Regions from separate parts of the Mus musculus genome. Here region 2 is linked to region 1. A link is a loop called in an ENCODE intact Hi-C map of the cell type or tissue named here. Cell type or tissue: left cerebral cortex. All regions are shown on one strand.

The links. A loop is a pair of places that touch in the nucleus more often than their neighbours do. Peaks named below come from ENCODE experiments on the same cell type or tissue, not always from the same donor. Only the 100,000 strongest peaks of a DNase experiment are listed, where the experiment ranks them.
Region 2: a loop joins it to region 1, with 2.7 times the contacts of the local background. A loop is called at or near these places in 1 of 42 quality-filtered maps.

The regions. Positions count from the first base shown.
Region 1 is chr1:16,102,677-16,110,676 of GRCm38, reverse strand. Rpl7 (ribosomal protein L7) reads left to right here and starts at 6,244. Exons shown (of 7, transcript NM_011291.5): 1 at 6,244-6,312; 2 at 6,993-7,167; 3 at 7,343-7,509; 4 at 7,848-7,985. The coding sequence starts at 6,299. Rdh10 (retinol dehydrogenase 10 (all-trans)) reads right to left here and starts at 4,795. Exons shown (of 6, transcript NM_133832.3): 1 at 4,371-4,795; 2 at 2,647-2,882. The coding sequence starts at 4,659. In left cerebral cortex, CTCF peaks have their summits at 4,890 (motif pointing left), 5,557 and 6,419; DNase peaks (open chromatin) are centred at 5,226, 5,844, 6,232, 6,833 and 2 more places; H3K4me3 peaks cover 3,815 bases; H3K27ac peaks cover 2,514 bases.
Region 2 is chr1:16,251,083-16,259,082 of GRCm38, reverse strand. The region is part of intron 12 of Stau2 (staufen double-stranded RNA binding protein 2); the gene reads left to right. Gm7568 (a long non-coding RNA gene) reads right to left here and starts at 5,550. Exons shown (of 3, transcript XR_003947750.1): 1 at 5,484-5,550; 2 at 5,038-5,252. In left cerebral cortex, a CTCF peak has its summit at 3,199; DNase peaks (open chromatin) are centred at 556, 2,231, 3,083 and 5,049; H3K27ac peaks cover 1,079 bases.

The sequences.
Region 1 (8,000 bases):
GAAGCCAAGGCAACACATCTTTGAAAACATACCACTAGCATTTTCAACTAAGAGAAACTAGAAGGGAAGGTGAATTGGAGCGGTGCTCGGCAATACCGCCTAACCCTAGGGCAACCACCTTCAAAAGGAAAAACAGCCTTTTATGTTCTAGCTGCTAACGCTCAACTTCTCCAAAGGTTTCTTAAGTCTTGGCAAAAAGTCAGAAATTCCAATGCTAAAATGAATTTTCTGACTCAATATTGAAAATAAAATCTTAAGTTTAGATGCTTAGGGGAAAAACAGCTGGAGAATTCAGGAGCCTCCCATAGTTTAATACAAAGTGATGTCATTAGGAACCAGGCTTCCAAGAACTCCCTAAATTGTGTGGTTAAGCAACTTCTCAAAGCTCAGTGACGAGGGTAGGAAGGTGCAGCTCACCCTTGGTACACGATCCAGAGTAAGAATTGATGCAAGTCCTTCCTTATGTTAGGAAAAGACCCAACGACGAACTTGTACAACCTGCATCCATTCACAGGAGGCTGTAGATTTTTTTTCTTAACACTCTAAATCAGCACTTATTTCATAGAATGTCTAGAGAAGATTTGCTACTGCTCTATGGTATTGAACTGAAGGCTATATGGCTTCTTTAAAAACCTGGATATAGGGGCTGGAGAGATGGCTCAGTGGTTAAGAGCACTGATTGTTCTTCCTGAGGTCCTGAGTTCAATTCCCAGCAACCACGTGGGTAGCTCACAACCATCTGTAATGGGATCTGATGCCCTCTTCTGGAGTATCTAAAGACAGCTGCAGTGTACTCCTATACATAAAATAGATTTTTTTTTTAAAAAACCTGGATATATTTACATTTTTATAAGTTATCAAAATAATTTTGCACAGAACAGTCAAGATGGTGAAACTTGAGGGAACTTTGTGAGGGTAAAAGTTTATAGTTAGGAAACCTCGCACCATCTCAGACAAAGGTTGAGGAAATAAAAATCCGTGTCTCTGGCTCATACTAACCTTCTAATGGTTGCATAGGTTTTTAAGACTGACAAGTCAACTGGAATCAGCATGGCAGCTCAACCACATCTCAAAAATGGAAGCAATACTCTCCCCGAGACTTGTTTGTTTTGGAGACAGGGTCCTGCTATTGTAGCCCTGGAATTCACTGTGTTAGCAGACTAACCTTGACTCATAGATTCAGCTGCCTCTGTCTCCTGAGTGCTGAGGTTAAGGGTGTGTGTGGCCACCACTGGCCCAAGCAAGGGCCAGACCTATTATTCAGAATTATAAACATATAGTATTGTTGACAAGTTGTCCTGTCAGGTCCATTCAGTTGGCTGTGACACATAATGACTGTTCTTGCAGCAGCAAAAAGCTTGTCTGTTGCTCAATTCATCTACCGCACACCGAGTACACGTGTGCTTGTCCCTCCTGTGTATGGTGATCTTATTCATTTAAAAAAAAAAAAAAAAGCCTTGACCAGAGACCTCAGCTTATTCATATGTTTATTTCTAGAAGCTTGGAAATAAACTATATAAAGCTTGCGTTTCCAAATAAAACATTAGGATAAGCTTCACGCAGGACCAGAGAAGAGGCCTGATACTGGATAAGTGACGTCTGAACACTTCCAAAGCCAGATTAAGTTTTTAAGCAGTAGCTTAAAAATTAATGAGGTTTAATGTGACCTATTTAGGAGAAACAGTTCTTTGTTGACTTCTATGAGATGATGTCTCTGCCTATGAGAGTATAATGCTATCCTCTACCTTCTCTTCCTCTGCCCCTCGGTGCTAGGAATGTAACCCAAGGCATGCACATATTCGGTTAGCACTCTGCCAGTGAGCTACCCCAGTCCTCCCTATCCCTTTTACTGGATTACTTTTCTGTCTATATAAGTAAAGGGAAAATAATAAAAAGGAAAAAGTATAAAATGGATCAACACTGCATGCACAGAATTAAAGGGGAAACTTCACATCTACCTTGACTGACAATCTAGCTAAAACGCTGGTGTTATGGTAGCCCTCTGGCAACAGAAGACCCTCCCCACCCCTGGATGCTGCAGGAGCTCCAAGAGCTAAAGGCAAACATAGTTTGCCTTTTGCATAGTTCATGGCTCGCCAGACCTCCTAAGTCCCCTGTCCTTTCAAGATGACTCCTCATTCAAGAGAGGGTGAGCCTACAAAGTTCTGAGATGCCCACCACCTGAACAGTGTGGATGGCTGGTGGATGGTAAGTAGCTGCCAGGGTGGCCTAATCACTCCCAATGAACCACAGATGCTGATCTCAGATGTCTAGGACTTTCTAAAATGTGGCTGAGCAGTAGTTTGGAAGCCTAACCCCTGACTTTACGAATTCATAAGAACCAGGGTTTTATAAACTCAACAGAAAGCTAAATAAACAAAACTAGGGTTTATACTCCCTCTTGTTATTTTTACAGCAATCTTTCAAACTAGTTCCCATAGTCAATTTCTGCCTTCTTAAGAAATACTGAAAGAGGAGCAGTTTAAAATTCTCATCAGACATTGTAACCCAGCATGTGGGGACAGCTCATTAGACAGGCATCTCATGCAGAAGACTGAGATGGCTTCCATGCTGGCATGTGCTCCTCTTCCCAGCCTTTTCATTGAGGAGGGTCCAGGGAACAAAAACAAAGATGTTTATATTTACCCAGAAGTGTGCGTGGCAGTTGACCATCATGGTTCTTTCAATGAGCTCATCAGGACATTCCAGAAGGTGATGTCCAGAAACCACACCAGCATTATTGACCAGGACCGAGACCTCGCCAACCTCCTTGCGGACCCTTTCAGCTGTCAGGTAGACATTCTCTCTCTTCCCCACGTCACAAGTGTAGGTAAAAACCTGTAAGTTACACGGGGGCAGGATTTCCTCCTCACCTTTTCCAGCTGTCCTCAGAAGTCCGGATGAGGGGAGAATGAAAGAAAGAAGGGTTGCAGAAAGTGAGCCACAAGGCAGTCAGTAGGAGAGAAATCATACAAAGCAAAATACTACAGTGAGCTTCAAATTTCTAACACTGTAATGCCTGCCAATAATTCAGCTTACAGCTGCCTTCCTCCCCTGAAAGTCTTTGGGAATTACAGCAATTTACTGGACAACCTTGCTTAGGGGAAAGTCATGTAATTGTGGCAAGTCCAATACAAGTAGACCACATGGGATCAACTTGCTGGAGCTAGACACCTGCAAAGAACTGATCTCAGCCCAGAGAATAACACACATTGCAGATGGGGGTGGGGAGGAAGCTGGTGGCCAGAGAGAGCTCTGCTCTCAAAACAGAAATTCACTTTAAGGCTCACAAATCCAAACTGTAAGCAACAATCTAAACTCATTCAAAGCCAAGCAATGAATGAGCAGTTTCTAATGAAAGAATGCAAGTCACTGGTTTAATTTTAAACTGATTCCCCTAAGAATTAATCTCACAGATAAAGTTTAGAGGTTAATAATATGCAAGTGTACCACATTAGAGTCCAAACAGCATCGAAATCAAAATCTCTTCTCTAAAGCATTGCTTTTAAGATTGGGTAGGGAGCACAAATGCCCAAATTTGTTGCCTCTCCACACTAGCTTTGAAAATGTAACATTTTGAACCTTACATAAAACACACAGCTTCTGGTAAGTTTGGTAACAAATGACAGGTATATGGGAGAATGGAGCCCAAGTCAATTTAGCCACCAATTTTCCTAGAACAGTATCTATAGTGGGTCATGATCTCTACTTAGGCTTTAAAAAAGTTTCAGGCGCAAACTAATTGTTAAACACATAAGATGTAGATTGGGGTGCCTCCAAATCATGAGAGAAATTTTGCAAAAGGCGGGGGGGGGGCGGGGGGGGGCGAGAGAAAGCACTTTCTCAAGAGGAAGGGAAGCACTCATATTTACTCAGGGTTAGTAACTAAAGCACTTACTTAAGGCTGGGGAAACAATGTAATTATTTTCCAGGAGCTAAAGTTATAGTGAAAGGATCTATAGCGCCCAAGTCTAAGCAGCTCAGACCTCACAGAAACAGATAACTGTTTCAGTCCACTGTGGAAACAACTTCTCAAGACTCTCTATCTTCCCATCATGCCACATGCAAATCAGACTGAGAAATTACTTTTGGACCCAAACCTGCGGTAGCAAGTTCCCCCTGTCTTACACTACTCGCAGAGTTTAGGAAACCTCAGCTTGGGACCGAAGAAACAGGATCTCCTATGTTTTGCACGCTTTCAGTCTTCTAACACAGAAAACCTTGCTCTCTTATCAAGGGGCAAATTCCACTCGCCTTCCAGAAGACCAGCGGGGTGTTCCTTTCCGGGAGAGCGAGGCTGCCCATGACACTAGGCAGTGGAGACCCTCCGGGCTGGGGAGATGTTTGACTCAACAATACACAGGCATTACCTTGCAGAGCAGCAGCGTCGGCCGCCTCCAGGTCCCGGTAGATGTGGCGAACCATGCCTGCGGTCTCCTCATTGCTCTGCGTGTTGATGTCCCAGAGAACCAGCAGCGCCCGGCGCCGGGCGAACTCGAGAGCAAAGAGGCGGCCCAGGCCGCTGCCCGCGCCCGTGATGAGGCACACCTGGCCGGCCACGCTCTTCTCCTTGGGCCGCACCAGCCAGCGCGCCGCGGCCAGCACGAACGCCCACAGCACTTTGAAAGTGACCACGAAGAACTCCACTACGATGTTCATCGCGACGCCCCGGGTCCCGCAGCAGCCCAGCACCGTGTCCTCACTCTCCCTGCGCCAGACAGCCCAGCTCCTGGCCCCGGAGGCGCTTGTCACCGCGATCCGGACGCGAAGGCTGCGCCCGGAGTCCGCCCCCGAGGTGCTGCGGGGCTGAATTGCGCGGGGCCAGTTCCGCCCGGGCTCGGCGCAGTGGCCACGGGCTGTGCCTGCCGCTGCTCCCGGCTCGGCGCCTCCTGCTGGCGGCCGCCTGTTTGTCCCACAGCGTCCGTCCGTCCGTCCAGTCCCGCTGCAGCGGCGGTGACAGCCGCGAGTTAGGCGACGCGCGCTGCCCTCATGGCCAAGCCGCCGCCGCCCGAACGTCCCCGGCGCTGCTGCAGCGGCTCCCCGTCTTCCTAGGACAGGGGTGCGCCGAGCGGATGCGTCGGGACGCGGGAGTTGTCAACTTGACTCAAGTTGCGGGAGGGTGCGGGCAGCGCCGGGAAGGGCCGACTTGCGGGGCGCACGCGAGGGCTGCCAACCGCTCGAGCTGCCAGCGCGACTCGGGTCCCCTGCCCTGCACTCGCGCCGCTGTCACTCGGGCACGGGGCCCCGCAGCGTCTGAGCGTTCCCAGCCGGCTCTGAGGTAGCTCCACACTCCGCGCTATATAACCCACCGCCGGGAAGCGCCGGCCGCTGCAGTGGCATCGGCCCTCCCTCAGCTCGGCCCTCCCCGCCCCCGGTCGCACCCCGCCCCCGGCCCAGCCTCCCCTCCCCGCTCGCCCTCCCGCCGGCCGCCCCACCGCGCGGGGCAGCCCCTCTTCCACGACCGCGGCCGAAGGCTCCCGCCCTCGTCGTGCCACTCTTCGCGGCTCACGCCCCCTGCTGAGGGTCGCCGTGGCTTGCGCCTGCCGGGTCCCGCAGCAGCGAACCCCCCCATCCTCCTCGGACCTTCGGGTCATCACTCTTCCCGGTCTCGCTGCTTTCGCCAACCGAGGGACTGTGGACCTGGCGGCCGATGATCAGGCGCTGCGGAAGACAGCCCGGCAGTCGGGCGGAAAAAGGACCTCGGCAGCGCAGCCGAGGTGGGGGAGCAGGGCTGCGTGGCCACGGGCCGCAGAGAGCCGGAGGAGGTGACAGACAGTGATTTCATAGCTCAGCTAGCCGCTGAGGACGTGAAGCCTCATACTCTAGTGAGCCTAATGGGAATCACCGCCGCGAAGGCTGCCCAGAGTGTCGGTCAACGTCGCCCTCCAGCCCCGCGGGTTATGCAGCGACGCATGCTGGGACTTGTAGTTCACATCCCTGAACATGCCTTTTGGGTCCAACGAATTCCGCAGAGCCTGACCCTAGGGTTGTCAACGCAACCTGGAGAAATTAAGCCCAGAGCTGACGAGGTGTCCCCACTCTATTCATTAAAAAAAAAAAAAAAAAAAAAAAAAATGTATTCAGTGCATTTGTTTTCCGATGAGTTTTACCATAAAGTTGGCTGGCCGTGACTAAGCCAAGCTGTTCATTTTGCGCCAGCAAAGTGCAAAAATCTCAATTCTAGATTATTTTCCGGCTTATCTCAGGACAGCTATAAGGCGTGGGGCTTCGCGCCCTGAGACCTTTAAGGAGACAGTGCGCATGCGCCACCTTTCTCTCTTCTTTTCCGGCTGGAACCATGGAGGCTGTTCCGTAAGTCGATTCTTCTCTCCCCCAGAATCCTTCTCCATCCCCCAAACTAGAGGCATTTTGTCTCACTTTTCCTGTATCTGAGTGTAGCCTGGAACCACTGCCTGCCTGTCTGGGTGTTTGTGACGCCGTGTGGTACTAGGAGGGAGTGCGGGGGGCCTCCGCGCGGAGGCCTTGGCAGTACCAGGAGCAAACTGAGGGCAGACTGCGGATCCGGCTACTTGGGCGGAGGTCCGTTCTTCGGTAGAATGTATTCCGCGGAATCATGGAACGAGATCCTTTGTAGCTAAAGTTATCTTAGCCGGCTGCTTACCGGCAGCCTCCTGCATATGGAGCTTGAGACTTGATCGAGGATCAGTGAGTCCTGGAACCCAAAAAGTGTGCAGTACAGTTTTTTCAGTGTGACTTGACAACTTGTAACAATTCACAGGCCAGGACTGATGGCTGGGGTTAGGCATAAATCTCTTTAATGTCATACATGTTTACCTTTAAGTAAGGTGTGTATAACGTGAAGGTTGTGGGCATGAACGCTGCATCTCCAGTAGAGCTTTCGGGAACGACGGAGATGCTAGATGCTGCCGGTTTGAGTGGGTGACAGTTTTAACGTAGTTCTGAGCACCTAGTGTGTGTGATACATCACCAGGAAGTTTTTTGACCTACTAGTAATTCTCTACAAACAACAGAGAGAAGAAAAAGAAGGTTGCCACTGTGCCAGGAACCCTTAAGAAAAAGGTTCCTGCTGGGCCAAAAACTCTCAAGAAAAAGGTTCCCGCTGTGCCAGAAACCCTCAAGAAAAAGCGAAGGAATTTCGCAGAGTTGAAGGTGAAGCGCCTGAGGAAGAAGTTTGCCCTGAAGACAGTAAGTAAACTTTGGAGGTCTTTAGTGGGCCAGGGAGCTTATTGGGACTGAGCGTGGGGTGAGATTGAAGAGAGATCTTCCTGGTTTGATATTCTCAAGTCATCCTTGTATAAAACTGATGCTGTGCTCTGTTTCAGAGCCAAGAATTATGACTGACTGGCCATTGGTTTTTCAGCTTCGAAAGGCAAGGAGGAAGCTCATCTATGAGAAGGCAAAGCACTATCACAAGGAGTACAGGCAGATGTACCGCACTGAGATTCGGATGGCCAGGATGGCAAGGAAAGCTGGCAACTTCTATGTGCCCGCAGAACCAAAGCTGGCCTTTGTCATCAGAATTCGAGGGTGAGTTCACTTTGCATCGTGTTCTGGCAGCAATGGCTGTATTGTGCCTGCCCTTAGGAAGGGGGCCGAGAATTACGGGGGGCGGGAAGTTGTTTGTGAAACCTGTGCCTAAGCTGCTTGCTCTGACTGCATTTCAGTGTCCTGTAGTTGTCTAAGAGCTTAAAAACAGTTTACTTAGTATCATTCAGTCATCTTTTATGATAAAACAGGAATCAAGAGAAGGCAAGCTAGTAGTGATAGCGTGTTGAGATTACACACACATACTATGTGGTGACTAAGTTTTGTATTACTTAAAATTACAATAAAAGCTGTATGGATCTATTTTTTTTCTCTGGCAGTATCAATGGAGTAAGCCCAAAGGTTCGTAAGGTTCTGCAGCTCCTTCGTCTTCGACAGATCTTCAATGGCACCTTTGTTAAGCTCAACAAGGCTTCAATTAACATGCTGCGGATTGTGGAGCCATACATTGCATGGGGGTGAGTTTTCTGTCT
Region 2 (8,000 bases), 150 kb before region 1:
TGCTTGAGTTTCTGTCCTGACTGCCTTCAGTGATGGAGTACAATATGGAAGCGTTCAGCCAAATAACCCTTTTCTTCCCAACTCGCTTTTTGGTCGTGGTGTTTTGTCACAGCAATAGAAACCCTAAGACAACAACAGTGCCCCTGTTCCCACACCCTTCTAGTTTTCTTTTGGTTAAGCATAGTGACAACTAGCACTCCAAGCACAAAGAGGACATGGGGTGTCTTCCAGACACAGAGTATTTTAATAAGACACTGTTCTAAGACGCTGAGGACCTTGACGATATAAACTGGGCTTGGGACGACCCTGGGTTGGCAGCGCTTCTGAGAAGAGGAACAAAGTGATGCACCATGCTGACCTGTGTGAATGATCTGATAAGAGAAACATCCCATCAGGGGCTGTATACGCTCGTGGTATTTCTGTGATCTCTATGTACTCAGGATGGGAGCCTCACAGAGGAGCTGCTTCCTGGAAGCTGCTCCTCTCAGGGACACCGCCCACATTGAGCTGCATGGATGCCAAAGCAAGGAAGAGTATGCCCCAATTATGTTTTGGAAATTCCTACTGAATGCATAGATTTGGCAGCATACCAGGGCCCTTAGTAACAAGCCACTGGGTATTGTGTCAGCACTGTAGGTGTGATGATAGCAACCTGTGTGGGATGTGACAGTATGTGGGGTCAGAGTTGCCTGAGCTTGGGATTCAGCTTGGATTTCAGTGGCAACCCTACACGTGGTGGGGTTGCTGTTTGAGATCCTGGCCCAGGGACTCACCCTATCTAGAGCTGACTTGTTAGGGAAAGCTCTGCTTCTTGGAAGAGGGGAGGGTGTAGGTGCATCTCCAAAAATATCCCAGCTGCTCAAAGTTCCCTTGAAAATGCCAGGCCATTCAAGTAGCTTTCAGGATCCATGTCAAGAGTTTTGGATTCCTATATGGAAGACATCTCTAAAATGATTTCTATAGACTGGAAGGCATGCCTTCAGTACAAATACAATTTTAAAAGCCTATCATAAGCAGCTTCCATTCTCCGTGTTTGTTGTGAATTAAAACTGTCATCACAAATGAGCCTCTCTACTTGCCAAGTAAAAGCACTGGGTATACCTGAGGTGTCCGTCAAATGTTATCTCCAACTCTACTTCAGTAATCCAATAACCTTGCTGGGTTAACATTAAGTCAACTGTCATTGAAGTTAGAGAAAAATTAATTTTGGAAATTTCCTTAAAATTAAAAAAAAAAACCACTCCAAATACGATTAGTTTAAAAAAAGCTGGCCTCTGTTCTCTCAAGTCATTAGGTTGGAGATGTAGTCAGAGCTGGGTGATCGGAACATTTTTAGGTCACACTGTTGTTTTCCATGAAACTCTAGTGTGGCCCTGTTTCCTGGCCACAGGAATGTAAGAACTTGGCATATGCCCTGACCAGGATCGGGTGGGATAATATATAATTAATGTCAAGCATTATTGCCCTTCTCCAATGCCATCCACCCACTGGCCAGCATCAACTTCCTCCTGATCTCTCTGTGCTCAGAGCTCACTATATACCATTTGGTTCTGATCCATCTGGATAAAGTTCTGGTTTCCTCCTTGAACATCATATAGGAACCAGATTTGTGCATCAAGAAACAGCTTTCTTATGTCTTTGTCCTGAAGGTTCAGAACACATCACTGTTTGACAGCTTAGATAATAGTCAAGTTAGTGTATTTTTTATTTTGTTTTAAAGAAAATGCTAAAGCTGCTGGACTTATTGTTGTTCTCAGTTTTTTCCACTTTCTCCTTGGGGTGGGAGAGGCTTTGAGTAGTCTCTCTCTCTCTCTCTCTCTCTCTCTCTCTCTCTCTCTCTCTCATCAGATCTATCAGCTGATGAGCTGATAAAGTGAAAGGTATTGGAATACTGAGAAGAAAAGTAAAATTACTATTTCTGAGTATTGCAGGATAATACTGAACTGGCGGCAAAAGAGAAACCAGGAGACTCGAATCCATTATTATGATGCTGGATTGCCTAATCATGAAGACTAAGTCCCCGAAGTCACTCCTCCATCCAATATTAGTGTATGGAATTAAAGCTGAGAATTTTAATTATATAGTAGTTCCACCTATGAGGTTCCCAGAAAAGAGATTTATAAAGCAAATTTAGAAATGAAGTGCGAGAGGCAGGTGTGAGTGGGCATGCTGCCACCAGACTGGCATTCATGTGCCCTAGTGTGCCTGCCTGCTGGCTCTCAGAATATGAAAAACGTGTTTCTTCAATGAATAGTGCTGAATGCCACCTCTGTCAGCCTCCATGTACCCTTCCCCTTCTCTTTAGGCCCAGAGATCACTCAGCGCTGTGATCCAGAATAACACCCAGCTCAACCATCGGAGACAGTTCCAGCCTGTTAGCATCACTGGCCAAGGCTGAGGCTTGCATGCATTATCTACCGATGGACATGTTAACAGAACTGACCAAATAAGGTCACTTCCTTAGAGAAGAAGATCAAATAGATACATCCGTGAGAAAACTATGATAAAGCTTTCAAGCCCAAGTTAAAGGACCTGTGGGTGCATATCCTCTTTGTACCCAGTGACTTAGGCTGGGAAGTATATTTATCTCGGTGATAACATTACAGATGGAAAGGTGAGAGTGCCCAGGTTTGAATGGCTCCCTAGAGAGAGGACTGCTTTTCTCTCTGAGAGCTGTGGTGGCAGCAATGCCTGGAGCCTACCTGGCCCCAGCACAGCTCCACACCACTGATGTGGCCTCAGTGTTGCAGGCTGGCATGTAGAGGATGATTTCTTTCTGTGTGTTTATAGGTTTGGCTAGATCTCTGAAATTCTTGCCTTTTCCATTGGAAAACTGGTATCAGACCACATAGTGATCCAGCTTATATGCCTGTCAGTGTCCAAGACAAGGACAGAGTTATTCTTTAAGCACCTTAGTTCGTGGAGTATAGAGTACACTACAGGATCCATTGCTAACTAGAATGTCTGTATTTTAATCTTAATTCAGCAAACACCTACTGTTTCTATCTTAGCAGACGAGCCGAAAAAATGTGTTTGTTTGACTGCCATACCCGGGGATCCATCCCATAATCAGCCTCCAAACGCTGACACCATTGCATACACCAGCAAGATTTTGCTGAAAGGACTCAGTCTCTTGTGAGACTATGCCGGAGGCTTAGCAAACACAGAAGTGGATGCTCACAGTCAGCTATTGGATGGATTACAGGGCCCCCAGTGGAGGAGCTAGAGAAAGCACCCAAGGAGCTAAAGGGAACTGCAACCCTATAGGTGGAACAACAATATGAACTAACCAGTACCCCCCCCCCCCCCGGAGCTCGTGTCTCTAGCTGCATATGTAGCAGAAGATGGCCTAGTCGGCCATCATTGGGAAGAGAGGCCCCTTGGTCTTGCAAACTTTATATACCTCAGTACAGGAGAAACACCAGGGCCAAGAAGTGGGAGTGGGTGGGTAGGGGAGTGGGGGGGAGGGTATGGGGGACTTTTGGGATAGCATTGAAAATGTAAATGAAGAAAATACCTAATTTTTAAAAAGTTTAAAAAAAGGAAAAAATAAAATAAAATAAAATAAAGGAAAGTTAGTAATAAAAAAAAAAATACAAGAGTGTCAGTCATGGCAGCTAAACCCAAATCCCAGCCCTTGTGAGGCCAAGGCAGAAGAATTGCCCTTCATTCAAGTCTAGTGTTGACTGTACAGTGAGCTCCAGGCTAGCTTGGGCCACAGTAAGAGTCCCTCCTCAAAGCTGAATTGTGTGTGTGTGTGTGTGTGTGTGTGTGAGAGAGAGAGAGAGAGAGAGAGAGAGAGAGAGAGAGAGAGAGATCATTAAAAAATAAGTGCAACTATCTCTAAAAATATAGAATTTTAGCTAGATGTACTAGCCTACATGCCTATGTCCACAGAACTTAGGAAACTAAGACAGGAGGATTACTGTATGTTCAAAGCTAGCCTGAATTACATAAGACTCAGCCTCAAAAACACAAAAAATTAAAAACCCAAAATACAGAATTTTACCAGTACAGGTGTCCACAGGAGTGATAAGCAAAGGTCAGAAGAAAACTCCAAGCTCCCACAGTCCTCTGGGCCTTGTATCCATCCCTGATACCCATCCCTGCTAGGGCCGCACAAGCCCCTTCAGCTCCTGCTGGGAAGAGCACTGCCCTTCCCACCTCCCACCTACCCAGCCTTCCTTGTTTTTTTTCATTGTTTTTGAAGCAGAGACTATACTGTGCACTCAGAAGATCCCCAACTGGATAGATGATTGATAACTTGGGCACACTTTAGTGAATTTTTTTTCTCAACAGAATGCAAGATGAGAGCTTCCATTTCTTATCCTGGGTTAATTTAGGCTCACCTATGTAAAGTAGGTTCTATTTAAAGTCCTGTGTATCAATGGTGGGGGCCTATTTTAAATAGACCACATATTATTTCAGATTTTCCTTTGTGCATAGTCTCACATAGTGTGTTTATTTATATTTCATTCAGCTTTGGGGTTTTAAGTGTGCCATAATGTGGGACTGCAGACTAAAACCCACCCTGCTATTGTGAGTAGTGTTCATACTGTGAGCAGATTAAAACCCATGCTGTCCACACAGCTGACTGTTGTGAGTAGTGTTCACACTGTGGAATCATAGTCTTCCTGCAAGCACACAGATTGCTTTCAGAATTGAATCCAGATTTTGAACCATTATATGTGTGTGTGTGTGTGTGTGTGTGTGTGTGTGTGTGTGTGTATGTGTGTGTGTGTGTGTGTATGTGTGTGTGTGTGTGTATGTGTGTGTATGTGTGCATGTGTGTGTGTTCAGGGAATTTTGACTTGGCTAACACTAAGGCACTGTGCCTTAGGTTTTCATCTGTCCTTTCACCTGCATCTAGCCATTCAATATTTATTGAACTTGAGTTCATGTTAAAGCTGGGGGTATAATACCCCCCTTTTATTCCACTGGCCTAGTGATATGCAGGCACATGTATCCTCACATTAAAAAGCTATAACAGGTACATAGGTAAGGATTTCTGAGAGTGCAAAGGAAAGAATGACTCACCCGAGGGGATGAGGGGGTGTTTCAGGGAAGAGGTGACAGCTTAGCTGGATCTTAAGTCACGGGTAGTGCTTTTTCTTTTCAGGCGAAGACTGGAGAAAAGAGCCATCTAAGCAAGGGAATAGCCACAGAAAAGCCGTAGATTACCTTGGTCTGTCCCTGGGCTCAGTAGTGACTGTGAGAACTTCCATTCCTGGTTTGGCTCGCTCTGATCTGCCCTGAATAGAGATTGTCAAATCCATCAGGGATATGTATCCTCTCCCTCCCCCCTCCCCACCTCTCCCTCCCCCTTTCCCCCTTTCCCTCTCCCTCCCCCTCCTCTCTGCCAATGTAAATCTGGTTGAGAATGTTAGACTCAGTTGTCACTGTTGTAAGGCCACTAGATGCAATGGCCATTGGCCCCTGACCTGCATTCCTGGCTCCCAGGGCCTCTTTCCCTTAACACATACATGCCTCTAAGAGAGTCCTATGTGAGCAGAGCCCAGAGCTGCTCAGTTGCCTAAACTGATGCCACAATGCTGCTCCTGCAGTTACATCACTATGCTAGGTTGCCACGGATCACAGTGCAGTGTAGAGCTGGCCCAAGTAGTTCAAGCAGTAAGCTGTGACCTGTGGCCCTGTGGGAGAGTGAGCATTAGAATGACCATTTCTAGGGGGTTTGTGTCGTAGAATTCCACAGTGCCAAGAGTTATATGGCTGTTTTCATCTTTAGCAACAGCTGAATCCTGTAAGTGTGAGCTGGACTTTGGGTCCTACTATACCACTTGTCCTCTACCCTGAAGACACCACCCTTCACCTTCTACAGACACCCACTTCCCACTACCACAGACTGAAATGTATAGTCATTGTGTCACTGCACCTTGGAGGACATAGTCCCACTGCTGGCTTTATAATCATATAAGCAACACACGCAGCTGAGTATGGAGACACTTACAGGCCACGCCCCCTTAGCCCACAGTGTACCATATAAGGCTGGGCAACCTTGGATTGCCTTCAGAAGTGTGTACTTGGTAGCACTGCCTTGATTTCTACTTTTACTCGTCTCCATTTAAAAGCGTTATTGTGTGTGCTAAGTGCTATTCAAATGTAAGGCCTCAACATGGATGTCATGGTCATCATTATGTGAAAGAAGAGTGTCTACAGTTCAGTGCATAATTGGCGTGGAGTGTCTGGCAAAGGGACCTAAGTCTCCCAGCCCACAGCACCTGACCTTCCCAGTCCTTCTCTACTGCAGCCACTCAGCCAGGGTTTGAGAGTAGAAATAAGTCATCAATCTAGGGATGAAATTGTCCTGCTTAGCTTTAGCTGTCGACTTGGCACAGCCTACAGTGATTCGAGGAGGGAGTCTCAATTGAGAAATTACCTATATAGGCTGGCTGGTGAGCATGTTAGTGGGAGATGCCCATTGTGGGCCGCACCATTCTCTAGGGAAGTGGTCCTGGGCTGTTACAAGAAAGCTAGCCAATCATGGGCCTGTGAGCAAGCTGGCAAGCCATGTTCCTCCATGGTTTCTGCTTTAAGTTCCTGCCCTGATGTCCCTCAATTATGAACTTAAATCTTTATCTCCCCTAAGTTGCTTTAGTCAAGAGTGTTTTTTTCATCACAGCAACAAAAAGAAAACTAGATCAGAAATCATTTCAGTTCATTTTATGATTTAATCTAAAAACAAGAGTAAATTCTAAGTTGAAGGTAAATCCACTCAATAATTTTTATATTATAATGAACATATTTTTAATTATATCTGAAAATGAAATAAGCAAACAAATAATCTGCAAAGAAAAAATGTTTTTGATGGTGTTGGGATGGAAGACAGGGTCTCGATCTGCTAGGCAAGCACAGCATCACTGAGCTGTACCCCCTGCCCTGAAACATTGTTCTTCAGGGCTCTGCAAAATTTTAGCTTTTTTGATGGCTGTTATATTGCAGTCAACTGGCATGTGTAATAAAATAAACTTTGTGAATGTGCAGTATTTTAAGAGCTAACCAGAGTAAGTGTGAAAGAGCGGGTATGGTAGATAAGTGTTGGATTTGTAGCTACTGACCGACTGCTGGGGAGAATTCCTGTTTTAGGTCTTTATTGAGAAACAACTTTCTGTTCCCTTTATTTTTTTTTTAAGAGATTAAAAAATTGTTAGTCCAGGCAGGTGATTGTAAGATGCGAGGAAGACATTAGATTCTCTGGATCTGGGGTTAGAGTTGTAAGCCAACTGACATGGGGCCTGCAAACCAAGCTCAGGGCCCCTGGATGTGAGCACTTATCACAGTGCATCTTTCCAGCCGGAGAAACAGTCTACATAGTCCTATTTCATAGGTGACAGGGCTTACTTATTTTGGATACCTTTTTTGTTTTTTAAGACAAATTCTCCCATAAACAAGCTGGCCCTGAACTCATCGAATAGCTAAGGGTGATCCAATCTACTGACCCTCTTGCCTCCCCTTTTTCATGAATTCCAGACCTGGGTGCCCACAAAACCGAATGGGTGTGTTTTTCTGGATAGTTAAGCCTTAAGTGAAGGTGTACTGGATACAGACAGGAAGCCAAGGGAGGAAATGGGACAGCACAGTGCTGTGGGGGAGCGCACAGTGTGCTGCAGTCACAGGCACACATGCAAGGAGGGGGCTACCCTCTGACTCAGGGATAAATGCTTATCTTTAAACCCACCAACAATAGTTCATGGATACTGTAGTTTATAAACTGTCACAGGTGTTGCTCTCCTGTGGGGAGGTGGCTTCCCTTCTTATAATACTTGCTAACCACTAAAAAGAAGGAGGGGGAGGAGGGGGGGAAGAGGGGAAGGGGAGGTGGAGAAGGAGGAGGAAGAAGAGGAGGAGAAGGAGAAGGAAGAAGAAGAAGAAGGAGAAGGAGAAGGAGAAGGAGAAGGAGAAGGAGAAGGAGAAGGAGAAGGAGAAGGAGAAGGAAGAAGAAGGAGAAGGAGAAGGAGAAAAGAAGAAGAAGGAGAAGGAGA